Linked DNA regions of Mus musculus: region 2 is linked to region 1. Evidence: chromatin loops called from intact Hi-C (ENCODE). Cell type or tissue: gastrocnemius. All regions are shown on one strand.

Region 1 (8,000 bases):
GGGGGCTGGGAAGAAACAATAACTCGGCAGTTACAAGAGTATACCACTCTTACAGTGGACCTGAATTTAGTTTCCAGTTCCAACACTAGGTGGCTGACAATCTCCTGGAATCCCAGCTCCAGGGGGATCTGACGCCCTCTTGTGTTCTCTGAGGGTAACTGCAACACACATGCACATACCAACCCTCTTAAACATAATTACAAATGAAAACAAAGCGTTTTTAAAAAATTAATTTTACATATTGCATACACACACACACACATATATATGCAAGATATATGCAGTAACTTCCTGTGTGCCCAGAATATGCCAAAAACTCCATTATTCACAATTCATGTGATTCTTCAAAATATAAGTTTTCTGGTACTTCTATAATTTTAAAAATTGTGATTATTTTTAAAAGGTTTTAGGTAGAAGATGTGAAATGTAGCAGAACTCATGTGTAATTTGATTTTTCTGTACGGATTTTTTTAAAGATTCATTTATTTATTATATGTAAGTACACTGTAGCTGTAAGCATACTCCAGAAGAGGGTGTCATCAGATCTTGTTACGGATGGTTGTGAGCCACCATGTGGTTGCTGGAATTTGAACTCAGGACCTTCGGAAGAGCAGTCAGTGCTCATAACTGCTGAGCCATCTCTCCAGCACCTCTATAGAGATATTAAGCAGAATTTAAGACTTTGGACAGCCGGACAGTGGTGGTGCATGCCTTTAATCCCGGCACTTGGGAGGCAGAGGCAGGTGGATTTCTGAGTTCGAGGCCAGCCTGGTCTACAGAGTGAGTTCCAGGACAGCCAGAGCTACACAGAGAAACCCTGTCTTGAAAAACCAGAAAAAGAAAAAACAACAACAACAACAAAACCCGACTTTGGACAGCCGACCTCCACCCACCCGTCACTCACCACAGCATTCTGGGGGTTTGCCTGCTCATCATGCATTTCTCTGATCTCCTGGTCTGTGGACGAGTGGACCTGACTCAGCACGCTGAACCATTGGCTGTGGACAGAGAGGACAACAGTCACGGGTGGCCAAGTTCGGAGTGGCCAAACCATGCTCTCCATTTTTCCTGCCCAGGACCCCGCCTCTGAGCTGCTCTGCTGCCAATGTGCCTGTTTCTCACACGCAAGTTGGTGCACATACTATCATAAGCACAGTCTAAAAAACAAAACACAACAACAACAAACCAGCCCAACTACCGTTAGCAGGATGTACTGTCACATAAAGCACCCGCCCTGGCCGGCACTCAGACCTCACTGAGTGCTACTGAGGAGACACCCATGCAAGGAAAGAAAAGCAACACTAGAGGGGTCAGGAACCCCTCAGACCCATGGCTTGACGTCTGTCTGTCCACTCAGGCTCATTGGGGTTTCCATGGCTGGCCAGGACCCCACACAAGTGAATAAAACCACAGGGGAGGTGGAAATCAAAACAGGTGTCTAAATCAAAAGCAGGAAATTACTGTGATCAAAATTCTTCCATTTTTATTTCAACTGGGTTTTCACTTCCAGAGCATCGTAATGAGAAAGATGGATGGAGAAAAGCAAAGTAGAATAAAAGTCCCACAAGAAGCGGGAACCTGAGATGAACAGAAAGAAAATAACCTGGAACATACATATTTACATGCATGCATGCATACATACATACATACATACATACATACAGTGTTGATTACAAAACACACCAGGGACCAGAGAAGCCAAGGTACCCTTTCCTGTCCAGGCTTGTCTTAGGTCCTATGTCGCTATGCAGTGGAATAATTAAGTGAACAGCTGACATCCTCACATAACGCTAGGCGTATAAATTACTTTCAGCAAAAACTAAACCTCCTTCCTAAGATTCCTGATGGAGCAAATGCTTGAGAATACTCAACACTGTGGACTCGGGGAGCAAACAAAGCCGGGGACATCCTCATCTGCCTGTGGTCATCCTTCTTGGCCAACCAGAGGCACCCTGTAGTCATGACCCTGTCACGTCAAAAAAATGTCCCTAAACCAAACACTGCAACATAGCACAATTCAAGACGTATGCCGAATGAATCACATACATGCACATGCACACAAATACAAAGAACAAAATTGCTTGGCTTTCATTCCTATTGATACTCCTACAACTTAGGCATTTCGTATGAATCATGTATAATTTTAAAATGTATAAAGGGATTCATTTTTTTAATGTGTTCCACTTGTCAGGGGAAACCGGTTTGGCTAAAAACCTCCCAAATGTTAAATTTAGCAGGTCCATTATGGCACAAACAGACAGAGCAACCGCCAGATGCCAGGCCTGTAATTCAGCTGAGGATTCGTGGGCAGTCTCTGGACCACAGAAAGCCACGTGTGGTCTCTAGGAGTCCCAGACAGAATGTTGGGGCTGTAATTTCAGGTCTGCTTGTTTTCCCAGTTTGTGCTATAATTTATGAGTCCAGCCAGGGCTTTAGTCTGTTCCCATGGGAAGAATCGCTTTCTGGCGTTTTGACCTTTCGTGTTGCTGCTGTGGTGTTAGATCAACTTAAAGGCACTGGAATGGCAGGCAGGAGGGAGAAAGCCAGGAGCATGACGGATCGACAGCAATCTCTGATGACTTCTGGGCAGGACACTGAACAGCACAGGACACTTGCTGTCATCCCCAGAGACTACCACCTAGTACTGGCTCAGGGCAGGTAACAACTGCCTCCCACCATGAGCCAAGAATGGACAGGACACTCCACTGTGTCCTAGACTCTACGTCACTGAAGAGCAAATGTCATTTTTCCCTCCCTTTGTCTCATCCCTGTGCTCAAAGCTCCAAAGACAGGCGGCTTACAACAGCCAGCGAGTGACTCCAGAGACTTGAGCCTCTTTGGACAGAAAAGCAGGAGGGTGTGTCTACTCCACAGGACTGAGCCTATATACTATTCCTGTGTGTGCCTTTTCTGTCACTCGGTCTACACAGTATAAATAATGACACCTACCCCACAGGACTGACTGGGAACCAAATGAGTTAACTCTATCTAGAATACGGCTAATGTTAGATAATGTTAGCTTGTCCACTGAGTCCTCCAAGGCAGAGACTTTCAGATCCTCTGCATGCCACAGTTCTATTATTCATTAAGCAGAGGACGTCTAAGGCAACAACGGACTGTTCCTTATGTCTTTGTACAAATTCTTCACCTCTATAGCTCAGAAACATCCACAGAGAAGGGTTTCTGTCTGATCCGGTGCTATTTGAGGCTGTGACATTGCTGTGTTTGAACACATCTGCTAGTGCGAGATTCCTTAAGGGACAAGACGTACATCTCCTATGCCTCTTTAACCGTCCCGATAGAAAGCCCAACTGAAAACCTAAAATCCCATTCAAAGGCAACAGAATAAACAGTGTCTGCATGGGGCTCATGCCTGAACTCCAGGGGAGCGGGGAGGACGTGGTGAGACAGCAGCCCATGCCCAGACCCCTCACCTGGCATCTTCGGGGGACTCCGCGATGAGATGGAAGGTCCTGTCGGCCAGGATGATGTCGATCCCGTTCTCTTTGCTTGTGTTGTCTATGATCTCCCTGCAAGACACAAAGGCAGAGTGGAAATCAAGAGTGCAAAACTCCTACGGAAAGCTGAGAAAGGCAGCCTTACCAAATGACCACGTGGGGAGTGTTCCTTTAGAAATTATATACCGTGCCTCATCACCCCCCGCCCCCAGTTAGAAGCGATTTCTGAGATTCCTAGGAGGTCCCCGAGACTAAGATAGTAGTGGATATTGCATCACATACGCATGTGTGTGGTGCGTGTGATATGGTTCCCATACAGTGTAGAGCGTGCCGTGCCTGGCTCAGAACACCTGAGACCAAGGGTTTTATACTTCAGAACAGGACCTAAGTCTAAACATGGGATGCATTTATTTCTCATCCACACATAGCCTGAAGGCATTTGTCTTGTGTGAAGCAGAAGGTACACTGTGGGGCTATACTCCAGCTTCCTGAATGCAGTTCTAGACAGTGATTTCCACATGCCTGGAGTTTGACTGTAACCAGTCATGTGAGGTTGGAGAGGAATTCCCCACTTGGGGCATCCTAGCAGCACTCAAAGCCTGGAAAGTTCTAGATTTTGGATTTTCAGATTGGGACATACAACCCGTGCACGCATCTGAACTGTAAAGCTTACTTTACAATCAGACGCAGCAAGGGTGAACAACAACAACAACACAGAATAACTATAACACCCACCACCACCACCATCACCACCACACACACACACAAAGTTAGGTGACCATTCTATTTTCTCTCTAAAAAATTAATCATTAATAAAAATAATTAATAATAATAAATAAATAATAAAATAATTTTTCTAACAGGGGTTTTTTGACCACATATAACTGAAATCATAAACATGAATGAAATGAAGGGTTGCTCTCCAGAGGACCTCCAGGGGGCACCAGACTCCCCCTGTGCTCGCAATAGTGCCTCTGCAGTGGGCTTAGGGATGGGGTGGGGGGGGAGGAAGGTGTCAGGGTGTTTCCCTGATGACTCTTTGCACAGTGGACACCCCATGTCTGACTCTGCTCAGAGTCCAACAAAGCCTTCCTCTGCCCTCTGCCTGGCACACAATAGGAGGAAACCCAGGAAGCAGCGTGGTCCCGTGTGAGCTCCTTCCCTAGTCTGTCTCAGCAGCTGTGCTTTGAGGATACCACTCCCTAGCTCCTATGCTGGATATGTGATCAAAGCAGGTACTTACAGGAAAGACTCCGAAGAGGGGATTAGCTATGACGCGCCACTATTGTGAACAGACTAAGGCTCTTGGGCTGGAAGTTGTTATGTTTTTCTCTTCCTTTAGTTTCTCTACTCCAGCCCCCTCCCACACCCCCCTTCTCCAATGCTGGGATTGAATCCAGGCCCTGTGCATGCCGGACAAGCACTCTACCACTGAGCTACATCACCTCTGTAATTTTTATTGAGATAGAGTCTCTTTAGATAGCCAGGCTGGCCTCAAAGTGGCAAGTCTCTGCCTCCGCCCTTAGAGTGAGGACTCAAACATCTGCTCCCTGGCTCACTCTGTTCTGAGAGCATGCCTGCCTTTCAGCCATGGATGATGTAGTAAGATGTGTTTCCTTAATCTCGGACTTCTTAGCATTTAGAACATGGGCAGCATAAATTTGGTTCATTAGCCGGGCGTGGTGGCGCACGCCTTTAATCCCAGCACTCGGGAGGCAGAGGCAGGCGGATTTCTGAGTTCGAGGCCAGCCTGATCTACAAAGTGAGTTCCAGGACAGCCAGGGCTATACAGAGAAACCCTGTCTTGAAAAAAACCAAAAAAAAAAAAAAAATTGGTTCATTAGAAATTACTCAGTTGTGGGTATTTATTTGTTAAACAGAACAAAGTGGCCAAGAAAGGAGCTTCCTATCACAGGCTGAGGCCTGGCTGGTACCTGGCATACCTTCCCCACCACTGCCTCCTGCAGGCTCCAGAGCCAAGGCAGACTTTGGTGTCATCCTGATCTCCTTTAGACACTCCCTAATTAATATCAGAGACTCAGTGTCTGGGACAGGTTAACTAAATTAGGGTAAAACACAAGGGTTTGTGTAGCAGGATGGGAGCAGAGCTGGCAATGCACCTGATGTTAGCATGGTCTTGAGGATCAGCCCGTCTGCTCTGATCTACGAAGCAGTGAATTTATTCACAGCAGAGCATACCAACATGACTGCAATTCTAACAGGCTGGAGACAGTAAATTGGTGTGACCACATTTCTGGACTCACTGAAACAAAGCTCAATGTATTCTGGGCCAGAGGCATGGCTCAGCAGGCAGTTAAGAGCTCTTGCTGCTTTTCCAGGAGCAGAGTTTGATTGCTAGCACCATGTCAGGCAGCTCAGAGAGGTGTGTAAGCTTCAAGAAGACCTGAGACCCTCCCTCTTCTGACCTTTGTGAGTACCCACATATATGTGAACAACCCCTTCCGACACAAATACACATAAATAAAAATCCGAGTTTTAAAGGAACAACCTAAACACAGATGGATTGTAATGTGAAAATCCCGTAAGATCAGGGGACAGAGAGATGAGGGTAAAGGTGAAGGGGAGAGCCGACTCCACAGTTGCCCTCTGATTTGCACGAATGAACCATGGCACATGCACTCGCACACCAACAGTAAGACCCTAGGGAAAAGGCGGAGCCTGTGGTGCCTCCTCTGCACAGAAGAGGGTAGCCTAGTGGGTCTCACGATGGAAGCCACCCTAGTTTGCGCTCCACTGATGGGATAAACACCAGGACCAAAAGCAACCCAGGGAGGAAAGAGTTATTTGTTACACGTCCAGATCACAGTCCATCACCGGGAGAAGCCAGGGCAGGAACTGGAGCAGAGGCCATGGAGGGATGGTAGTTACTGGCTTCCTCAAAATGGCACAGTTAGCCTGCTTTCTTATGTCACCCAGGGCCACCTACTTAGGGCTCACACTCCTCACAGTGGTCTAGCCTCTCTTACATCAAGCATAAATCAAGAAAATGCCCCCACTTGGAGTGGCCTGCAGGCCAGTCTAATCAAGGCTTTGTCTCAGTTGAAGTTTCCTCTTCCCAAATGACCCTGGCTTGTGTCAAGTTGCTAAAACCCAACCAGCACAGGTCCTCGTAGGCAGAAGAACGAGCCCCAGGAATACTGGCTCTTTCCCTCTCAAGAACTCAGACCCTCCATGTATGTTAAAGGAGGCTTCAGACTCCATGACCAGCCTCACAGCTCTGAACCTCAAAATCCCAGAAATGCTCAGAAACAAAGGCAGGGCTAAAGGAGCGAATACGCTTCTCTGAAGTGAAGAGGGCGGTGCTGTTGATGGGGCTCCAGTATAGCTGGGTTCCAGTTCAGGACTTCCCCCAAATGGTGACTAAAACAATAAAGCCAAGGCCTTCTGTTGAGAGAGCCTCGATCTAAAGAGAGCAGAGGGCATCTCGTCATGTTAGGAAACAAGCTCTCAGAGATGGCTGCATGGACAGGAAACAGATCGAGGATTACGTGGCCTGTCGAATTCTGCCGGTCCAGATGTGGGGCTACTGTGGGAATCCAGCAGAGCTGCAGTGCCTGGAATACCCTGTTAAACCCACATGTGCAGGAAGATACTTGGGAAAACAAAAACAGTGGTCAGTGCCCGATGATGCAAAGAAATCCACTGATTTCCTGGAACCAGAGGACGAACGGAAGGCAAGCATTCAGCCTGACTATACTATACAAAGAGTACCTCGGGGTAACCACGGGCGGTAACCATTAGGAAATGTTTTCTTTATAGAAACACTTTAGGCAATAGGAGAGTCCAACAACAGCAGACTCAAAGTACTCAGCAGAAAGAATGACTCCTAAACTGAGATACTGGGAAGGGAAGGAACAGGCTCAGCCAAGCAGTCGCGCGTAACCAGTGATGCCTAGAAACCCGGGAAAGAGTCTTTGACTCCAGCTGCACATGAAAGACAGGACAGAGGTGATGGGAATCTATAAGCCTGAAGATGTGTGATCTTACGTCAACCAGACATGTCCAACCCACGGGCAGGGCCCCATGGCCCAGGATGGCTGGGAACGTGGCCCAGATGTACTGAAAAGAGTGTGCGGTTTTGTGGGGTTTTTTTGTTTGTTTTGTTTTGTTTTCTTGGTTTTCTTTTTCTCTTATTGTACAGCTTTTGAGTGTGCACCTTGCGACAATGTTGTGCTGCAGCATCAAAAGGCTGGGCACAGGCCTTACTGGATTCTGATTAAAAGAAAGAGTCTACATAAGCAAGAAAACCAACAGAGTAGTCTCTGCTGCGCCGATGAGGCAACTGTAGGAAACATGGCAGGAATCTATGGTAGGCGGTGACACTCTCAATCTGGTGAGAATGGATTGTGTTCCCCAAAGCGTCCCTAAGAGCATACTAACATATTTACAAGAAACGATGCCAGCAACTTGCTTCAGCAAAATGCACTTGGTCAGAACAGGTCAGTGGTTGCTCTGCATGGCTGGAGAGTCACTGAAGCAAGGTAAGGACGTGAATTTTGTTTTCCCCTATTCTTGTGTGCA
Region 2 (8,000 bases), 61 kb after region 1:
GCGTGGTGGCTCATGCCTCTAATCCCAGCACTCGAGAGGCAGAGACAGGCGGATTTCTGAGTTCGAGGCCAGCCTGGTCTACAAAGTGAGTTCCAGGACAGCCAGGGCTACACAGAGAAACCCTGTCTCGAAAAACAAAACAAACAAAAAATTAGGTTTAAAATATTAAAACCTAGTTTTAAAATTATTTTCTTAATTTTTTTACTCATAAAGGTTCTTTTCCTTATGGGGTAACAGATTAGGTGCTGGACAGATGGTTCAGCGGTTAAGAGCACTGACTGTTCTTCCCATGGTCCTGAGTTCAAATCCCAACAACCACATAGTGGCTCACAACCATCCGTAATGAGATCTGACGCCCTCTTCTGGTGCATCTGAGGACAGCTACAGTGTACTTACGTATAATAAATAAATCTTTGGGCTGGAGCAAGCAGAGGTCCTGAGTTCAATTCCCAGCAACTATATGATGTCTCACAACCATCTATATAGTTACAGTATACTCATATACATAAAATAAATAAATAAATCTTTTTTTTTTAAAGAAAGATTAGGCCAGGTGTGTTGGAATATGTCTTTACATCTCAATATAAGGGAGGTAGAGGCAAGCATTCAAGGCCTTCCTGGTCTACATAAAGCATGCCAGGTCAGCCAGGACTACATAGTGAGAAGCTATCTCAAAAAGAAAAAAAGGAGATAGTTAAATCAGAAAGGGCAGGCGATACGGCTCCGTGGGGACAGCTGTCTGAACACCCAGCCCGACAATCCTGGTGTCAATCCCCAGAAAGCACGTGGAGAAGATCAACTCCCACAGTGTATCCTCTGCCTTCCACCCGGGAGTGCCAGGCACACACAAGAAGATAATTGTAAGGACAACCAAGAAGGAAGATTAGGGGGGCTCATCAAGGTTTAGCAGAGGCAAAGAACAGTAACAGTGCTTTGCGGTGCTCAAGTATAGTGAGGATAACTTTCACAGCTCACTTTAACTGAGTGCTGACTCTGCAGCAGACGCTAAGTACTTATAGCAAGTATTTGGCTTATTATTATTATTTTTTATCCTCATGAGAATCCTGTGAATTAGATATAACCATCCTTGGCTTACGGAAGAGGGAACGAGGCACAGTGAACACATTTCCCAAGAACTGACAGCCTTATGTGGAAGGATCAGCGCACAGTCTCAGCCGGCCTGTGTCAGACCCGAGCACATCAGAGCTTTGCTCCCCTGTCACTTACAGAACAACTTCCCCTATCTCCCAAACTTGGGTTTCTTTTCTATTTGGCCCATGAGCCAGTCATGTGGATGCCTCACTGGGATCACATGTGCACAGTAAAGTCATGGCAAGCCCCAGGCTGTCTTTGAGGCAAGTTTCAATGGCACTGAGGGCAGGAGGGTCATACCTGCTGGACACTGAGAGGCGTCAGGATCTCTTCTCCCCTGAGGATCATGGATCTCTGGGTCAGTGCATCTGTGAGCTGCGTTGGGTCCAGCCCAAGCAAGTCCGCAGACCTACCCAAAGCTGAAAGTGAAGGAGGAGGCACCGGTGAACTCACAGTTCCTCAAACACACCGGATGCTGGACCTCAGCTGGCATCAAATCTAACCACACACAGCCACACAGAAAGTGGAGGCAGACATGATGGACACATCTCAGGCAGTAATGGTTTCTGCCTGTAGCAACTTTCTTTAATGTCCTATATCGTAAAAGACAGTGAGATTCTCAGTCTCTGTCAGAAGCTTACAGATTTTTAAGTGTGTGTTTGTATGTGCACTTGCCTGTCTGTATGTTACCTCTGAGTGCAGGTGCCTGCAGAGGCTGAGGGGTTGTGATCCTCCTCCTGTGGGTTCGAGGACTCCAATCTGGGTCCTCTGCAAGAGCAGCAAGTACTCCTAATGGCTTATATCAGCTTTTAAATTCAGTTTGGTAAGATGCTCTGTGATGTTCTGTGATGCCCTCTTAGGAGCTTTTGCTCTGGTCAGGGAAGGGTAGGAGCAAAGCCACCTGAGGGCCACCGTGAAAACAGTCACAGAGCTCTCCAGCATCTCAAGGTCACAGGCACCACCTTGCCCAGGCACTGAGTCCTTCTGCTTTATTACAGAAAACCACAGATGGTCAAAATTTTGGGAACAACCGATCGCGTGGTACCCAAATTCAATCAATGGATACATCTACAATACAATCCAGAGCAAGCGCTTTATTGGCTGAGCCACATTTCCTCTCTGTTTCTTGGGGGTTTTTTTGTTGCTAAGAGACGGTCTTATGCTTGGTTGCCTGGCTTGGCAGTAGCTTTGCTCTGTAGCCTAGGATCACTGGCAATGCACCATTACCCGTGTGCTGGCATCAGACCTGTACTACCATACCTAAACTCACTGCATAGCTCTTAATGCAGTAAATATGAACAAACATTACCACATATGCAAAGGTTCTGTTCAGAGAGACAGAGACACAGAGAGAAACACACACACACACACACACACACACACACACACAGGAGACAGAGAGAAAGACAGAGAGAGGTGACTGCACGGTTAACTAGCAGTGCACTGCCTGAGGACACCAGAAGAGGGTGCTGGTTCCTCTAGAAACAGAGTGCAAAACACAGATCCTCTCCAAAAGCCACCCATCTCTCAATTCCTAAGCCATTTCTCCCTCTTTAACAAAGACTTTTTAGGCTCCTAAGACATTGATAGAAACTACGTGGGAATCAAACACAATAAACATTGAAACACTGACCAGGAGAAACCAGGCTCCTGGAGAGTTATTTTGATCCCAAACACACCCGGTACCCAATTTCTGCAACAAGATTTATTGGTTCTATCAGATACCTTTCTAAAAAATTACATTATATATAAATTATGTATAAAAATATTATATATATATATATATTTAAAGTACTTCAGCTGACATTTTATACGTTTAAAGTAAAGGCAGTCACAGTGCAAATGGATAACTAGCAGGAGGCACAGCTTCCAGTACAGCTATGAACCCCTCTGGATAACTCTGAAAACCAAGGCAAAGGGTGATAGCACCACGCTTTCCTGTATCAAACACTTGCTGCTCATATGTCTACTTATTGGCCCATTTCCCTTCTCAGTAAGAACAAGAACAGAGCCCAAGCCCAGGTCTGGCACCTTGGACTCTTGCCCTGACACTTGACATCACACAGGTGGAGCTCCACAGCTCCTGAGCTGACGTAAGTGCTTAGCATGCCTGAGGGGGTGAGACCCTGGGTTCAAGCCCCGGTACCAAAGGATGGGGGAAATCTGTAGCTCTACTCTAGGAGCCAGAAAACCTTCTGTAAAAGACTGGGTGCCAATTTTCTGGGTCTAGTCTCTTGTAAGGAAAGCACTGAAGGGGAGACAGGGTTGGTGATCAGGGGTCAGGGTGGGGCTCAGGCATCACCTCACCTGTTTTGAAGGGAATCTGCGCCCCTCCAGCAGTGATAAACTCTATGTTGCCGAGATGCAGAATTCCCGCCAGCAACCTCAAAACTTCCCGAACTTCCTCCTTGCTGAATTGCATGACTTCCATTGCCGTCTAGAAGAAAAGGAAAACCCGCCCATGACTAAGTTACACTATTAGGTACGGCTCTAAAGACAAGAAGAATAAAACACTGATGCATAACCACTGACTTTAACAATGTTCCATGTCCAAGAAAATAATGGTAATAATAATAATAAAAAACCAGAAGTGAAGATTGCCTTCAGTAGATGGCCACACGTGTGTGACACAGCCAGCCTCTTGCTTATGTTACTAAGTAGCTTAGGAATCCCTGCCTTCACAGCATGAGTAGGATGCTTTTCTCCTCCAATATTAAAGCACAACAAACACTGCTGTCTTTATAGAAGCCGGAGAGGCAAGGGGACACGCAGAAACAACAGGTACTTTGAATGCAGTGTGTTAAGTAATGTCACATTATGTTTTACATATGTTATATGAAACTATTTCATGGATGACATTAGTTTATGTTGATTGGAGGCTGTTAGAATCAAAGTGGGGTTCTCTGTGTCAAGTTGCAGCTGGCTAAATAAAGTAAGAAAGGCATCAAGGAAGGACACTGCTGCATATATGCCCTACAAGGAGAATTTCTGCAGAAGCGTTGGCACGCACCAGTGTTCTCACGGGAAGTACTACAAGGCTCTCTGTCTGCTACCCACTCGCTGCCTCCTCCTCCTCCTTGCTGCGGGTCCCTGCATAAGGGATCGTTATTTCAAAAACACCCCTGATCTGGGCTTTGAAAACTTCCCCGTGCTTCAGTATCCTCAGCTAGGAAGCTGACATACTCCCTCTGCAGGGCCATTCGAGAATCAACCCCTTATCTCCCCAGAGTCTCTTCCACTTCTTATTCTGCTTTGGTTGGTTTTTGAGGCCAGGGTCATGTGAGTGGCACAGGCTGGCTTGGACCTTGACTTCGTAATCCTCCTGCCTCAACCTCCTCATAGAAATCTAGGTGAGTGCCACCACACATGGTTTACATGGTTCAGTGCTGGCACTGAGCTCGGGCTCTGTGCATGCCTGACAAAGATGCTACCAAATCAGCACCATTTCTAACCCTTTATCTGTTCTCTGGGTCAACAAGTCCCAAGTTTTCCAAGATTCAAAGAGAAAAAAAAAAAAAAACTTGTTTGAAAAAGTAATACAGTCTGACTCATGTAGCATGAACTTACACACACACACACACACACACACACACACACACACACACACACACGGCCACGCGCCACTCAAAACCACTGTGTATATGCACTGAGGTCTATGAGGCCTAGAAATCTTAGCAGTGGTCTACAGCCAAGGATGCTGGGCATGTATGCAGTGTTTGGGAAGTCAGAGAACCAAACAGACCTTCACGCATCAAAGTCCTTGCCACTTTCACACACATTCGTGAGTCCCCAACCTAGGGGGCCAGATGGAGGCAGTAAAATAAATTAGTTGTTACTTCTGACTTGAAATAGCTTTCAAATCTCAGCCAAAAATTTTATGGTGCAATTTTGAAGGCTATATTAAAGCGGGCTATGACACTGAGCATACACTCATTGTTTGCAGTCCATGGAAAAGCAGGTGCCCTCCCAAACAATAATCATGTGGTCATTAAGAAGACTGTACGTCCCTTATGAAAACACAGCACTCAGAAAATGGCATAGAGCTGGGCGGTGGTGGCGCACATCTTTAATCCCAGCACTCGGGAGGCAGAGGCAGGCAGATTTCTGAGTTCGAGGCCTGGTCTACAGAGTGAGTTCCAGGACAGCCAGGGCTACACAGAGAAACCCTGTCTCAAAAAACAAAAACAAGAACAACAAAACAAAAACAAACAAACAAAAAAAAAACAAAGAAAATGGCATAGAACAAAATAAAACCGTAGAATTGTGCCATGTAAACTAACACTCTGAAACATTTATTGTTTTGTCTCCACTTCTATGGCCATAAGAATATGATATGTAAAATAACTTCTAATATGAGTAGTGCCTATTCCTGTCTCCTGCCCCCCTCGTTTCTTACATAAGAAAGTTTTCAGTGTTTCTAAATGTTATTCTTGACCATGTGTTTTAGTTGCTAGCAGGGGTCTTAGCTATGTGTCTAATAAATTACCTTAAATACCAATCCCTAATTCTCATAAGTTTGAGAGGAGCGAAACCTTGCTGTTTCCAGGAAGGAAGAGATTTCCTCTTCCTCTGTCAAAGTTGGACTCTTATTTATTTATTTATTTATTTATTTAATTTTTGTTTTTGGAGACAGGGTTTCTCTGTGTAGCCCTGGCTGTCCTGGAACTCACTCTGTAGACCAGGCTGGCCTCGAACTCAGAAATCCGCCTGATTCTGCCTCCCGAGTGCTGGGATTAAAGGTGTGCGCCACCAAGCCCGGCTATTTTTTTTTTTTAAGCCTTGCTTAGAACTCCCAAGAATAAAACTAAATGATTAAATAATAGGAAAATGTCACATTTGGGATGTTAGTAAAATCACCTAACACTTTTATTAATACTTATGGAGGGCTAAACCTAATAAGTAGTTGTATGTTGAATATTTACAGGTCTATAAGGATATCCATAAGGAGAATGTGCAACTAGAATATATTAGTCAGGAACATTATGTCCATTTCATATATAAATTTCCTGCATTTTAACGTGATATATCATTTTGTCCTAAGATCGGATTTCAAATGCCAACAATTGTTACTTCAATGTAACTGTAAATCTGAAACACTGACATTAAGAAAGACAAACTGTCTGAACTGGCTTGGGGCCAACAGAAGGGAACCATTTTGTGGGGGGAAACGATGCCCCTAGAAGAGCGGCCAGTACCCAACACCCTCTCAGGCCATGCTCCCTGGTGGCCGCGGCTCTCTGGGAGTGGGACCTGCAGCAAGGCTAAACTAGATAATTACCTGTCTATAACAACAGTATCTTTTAATAACAAATGGTTTTCCTTCAGCTTCCAGAAATGGGCATAAACACAAGAAGAAACTCCCAAGGACATCTCTTTCCCCTGATTCCTCAAGAATAAAGAGGGTTGCTAATTTCAACGCATGCTTCTTGATTTGGGAGAGAAAAGAAGGGTTTGCTGTGGCAAAGTGAGAGTCCAGAAAAGAATGAAGGGACTACTTAAACCCCAGTTCTTTCTGGGGCTCTAGTGCTAGGAGTCCCAGGAGATAAACAAAAACCTAGCTCTGCATTTAAAACTGCGTGGCTTTTGCATAGGACCCATGTGGTCATTCTGAATACTTTACTTATAGGCAAGGTTTTGTTCTGTATCCCAGGCTGGCTTTGCGCTCACTAAGCAGCCCAGGCTGGCCTCAAATTTGCATCAGTCACCACGCCCCAGCCTCCTCAATGCTGACATCACAGGCATTTGTCACTGTGCCTGGCCTTCACCACCTCTAGATTACCAGACACAGGGCATATGCTACATAAACAGCAGTTCTGATGCTGCACGGATTTTGTAGATGCAACCTTCTTTCTCTTCTTTAGAAGTATTTTCTATCTGAAGTTGGTTACCTTTGGCAATACAGGACTCAGAGATCTGGGGTTAATATGATATTTTAAAAGAAGACGTCACAAAATCCAGCTTTCTCTCACTAGTACCCCACAGGGGCTGGGAGACAACTGTGCTATAAGCTGTCTTTCTTCATCCTGTTCTGGACTCACACTTTTCCCAGTACAAAGCCACCTGCCTTCTAGGTTCCTAGACCCCTCCCCTCTGAGGTATATACATAGAGTATTCTCTTCAGGGGGTGCCAGACACAGAGCCCTGACCTTGTGTGTGTGGAGCCCCAGTTTTGATCCTGATAACCGAGGACAGATAGAATAGTGACAGTCAGTGTCAGAGACAGCTGGAACAGACAGAGACAGAGACACAGATGGACCACTCTGCACTGCTCTGGACATTTGTGTGGCTTTGAACAGAGATGCAGAAGGAAAGAAAATCACATCACCGCCTCGTCTGCTTTGAATTCCATTTTTCCCCCTTTCTGCTTTCCTTTGTTTTTTTGAGACAGGATCTAAGTCTGTATATTAGGCTGACTTTACACTCAGGGCAAGCCTCCTGCCTCAGTCTCCCAAGTACTAGGATTGTAGGCATTAGCCACATTCCCCACTTGAATTCAGTTTCCAACTTCAAACCAGATTATATACATGGGATGGGGAAAATTTATGTGTGATTGATAGCTGATTTGAAATCAATGATTTGGTATTTGTCTGTCACCTGTTGGGTAGAAGTTCCCTGAACTGTATAGGCTACTACTGTTGCCCTTGGTTACACACCAACCCTGGATGTGGAGACCTTATTGATGAAGACACCACATACTGAACGATCAGAGAGTTTCTGACCTTTGAATGACTTAAAATGACAAGTCTAAAGAGTCTTGAAAGCAGGAAGACATGTGTAGGTTAAGGGCAGGCTGTTCATCAGCTCTGCAAGTCTCCCAGAAGACACCATTCTAATGAGCTGGCATGGCCATTAGGAGCAGAGCTAAATCCATGTAATGTTTAGGACAGGAAGTGTGAGCACCCCTTGGT

Evidence for each region. A loop is a pair of places that touch in the nucleus more often than their neighbours do. Peaks named below come from ENCODE experiments on the same cell type or tissue, not always from the same donor. Only the 100,000 strongest peaks of a DNase experiment are listed, where the experiment ranks them.
Region 2: a loop joins it to region 1, with 5 times the contacts of the local background. A loop is called at or near these places in 18 of 42 quality-filtered maps.

What each region holds. Positions count from the first base shown.
Region 1 is chr15:25,788,681-25,796,680 of GRCm38, reverse strand. It overlaps Myo10 (myosin X), which reads right to left. Exons shown (of 41, transcript NM_019472.2): 28 at 3,435-3,530; 29 at 905-998. Among named protein-coding and RNA genes, the nearest start is that of Retreg1, 51 kb to the left of the region's middle. In gastrocnemius, CTCF peaks have their summits at 120 (motif pointing left) and 4,388 (motif pointing right); DNase peaks (open chromatin) are centred at 133 and 4,452; H3K27ac peaks cover 1,888 bases.
Region 2 is chr15:25,727,499-25,735,498 of GRCm38, reverse strand. It overlaps Myo10 (myosin X), which reads right to left. Exons shown (of 41, transcript NM_019472.2): 10 at 3,400-3,529; 11 at 1,393-1,511. Among named protein-coding and RNA genes, the nearest start is that of Myo10, 110 kb to the right of the region's middle. In gastrocnemius, CTCF peaks have their summits at 2,553 (motif pointing right) and 4,293; DNase peaks (open chromatin) are centred at 2,318, 2,528 and 3,157; H3K4me3 peaks cover 228 bases; H3K27ac peaks cover 1,512 bases.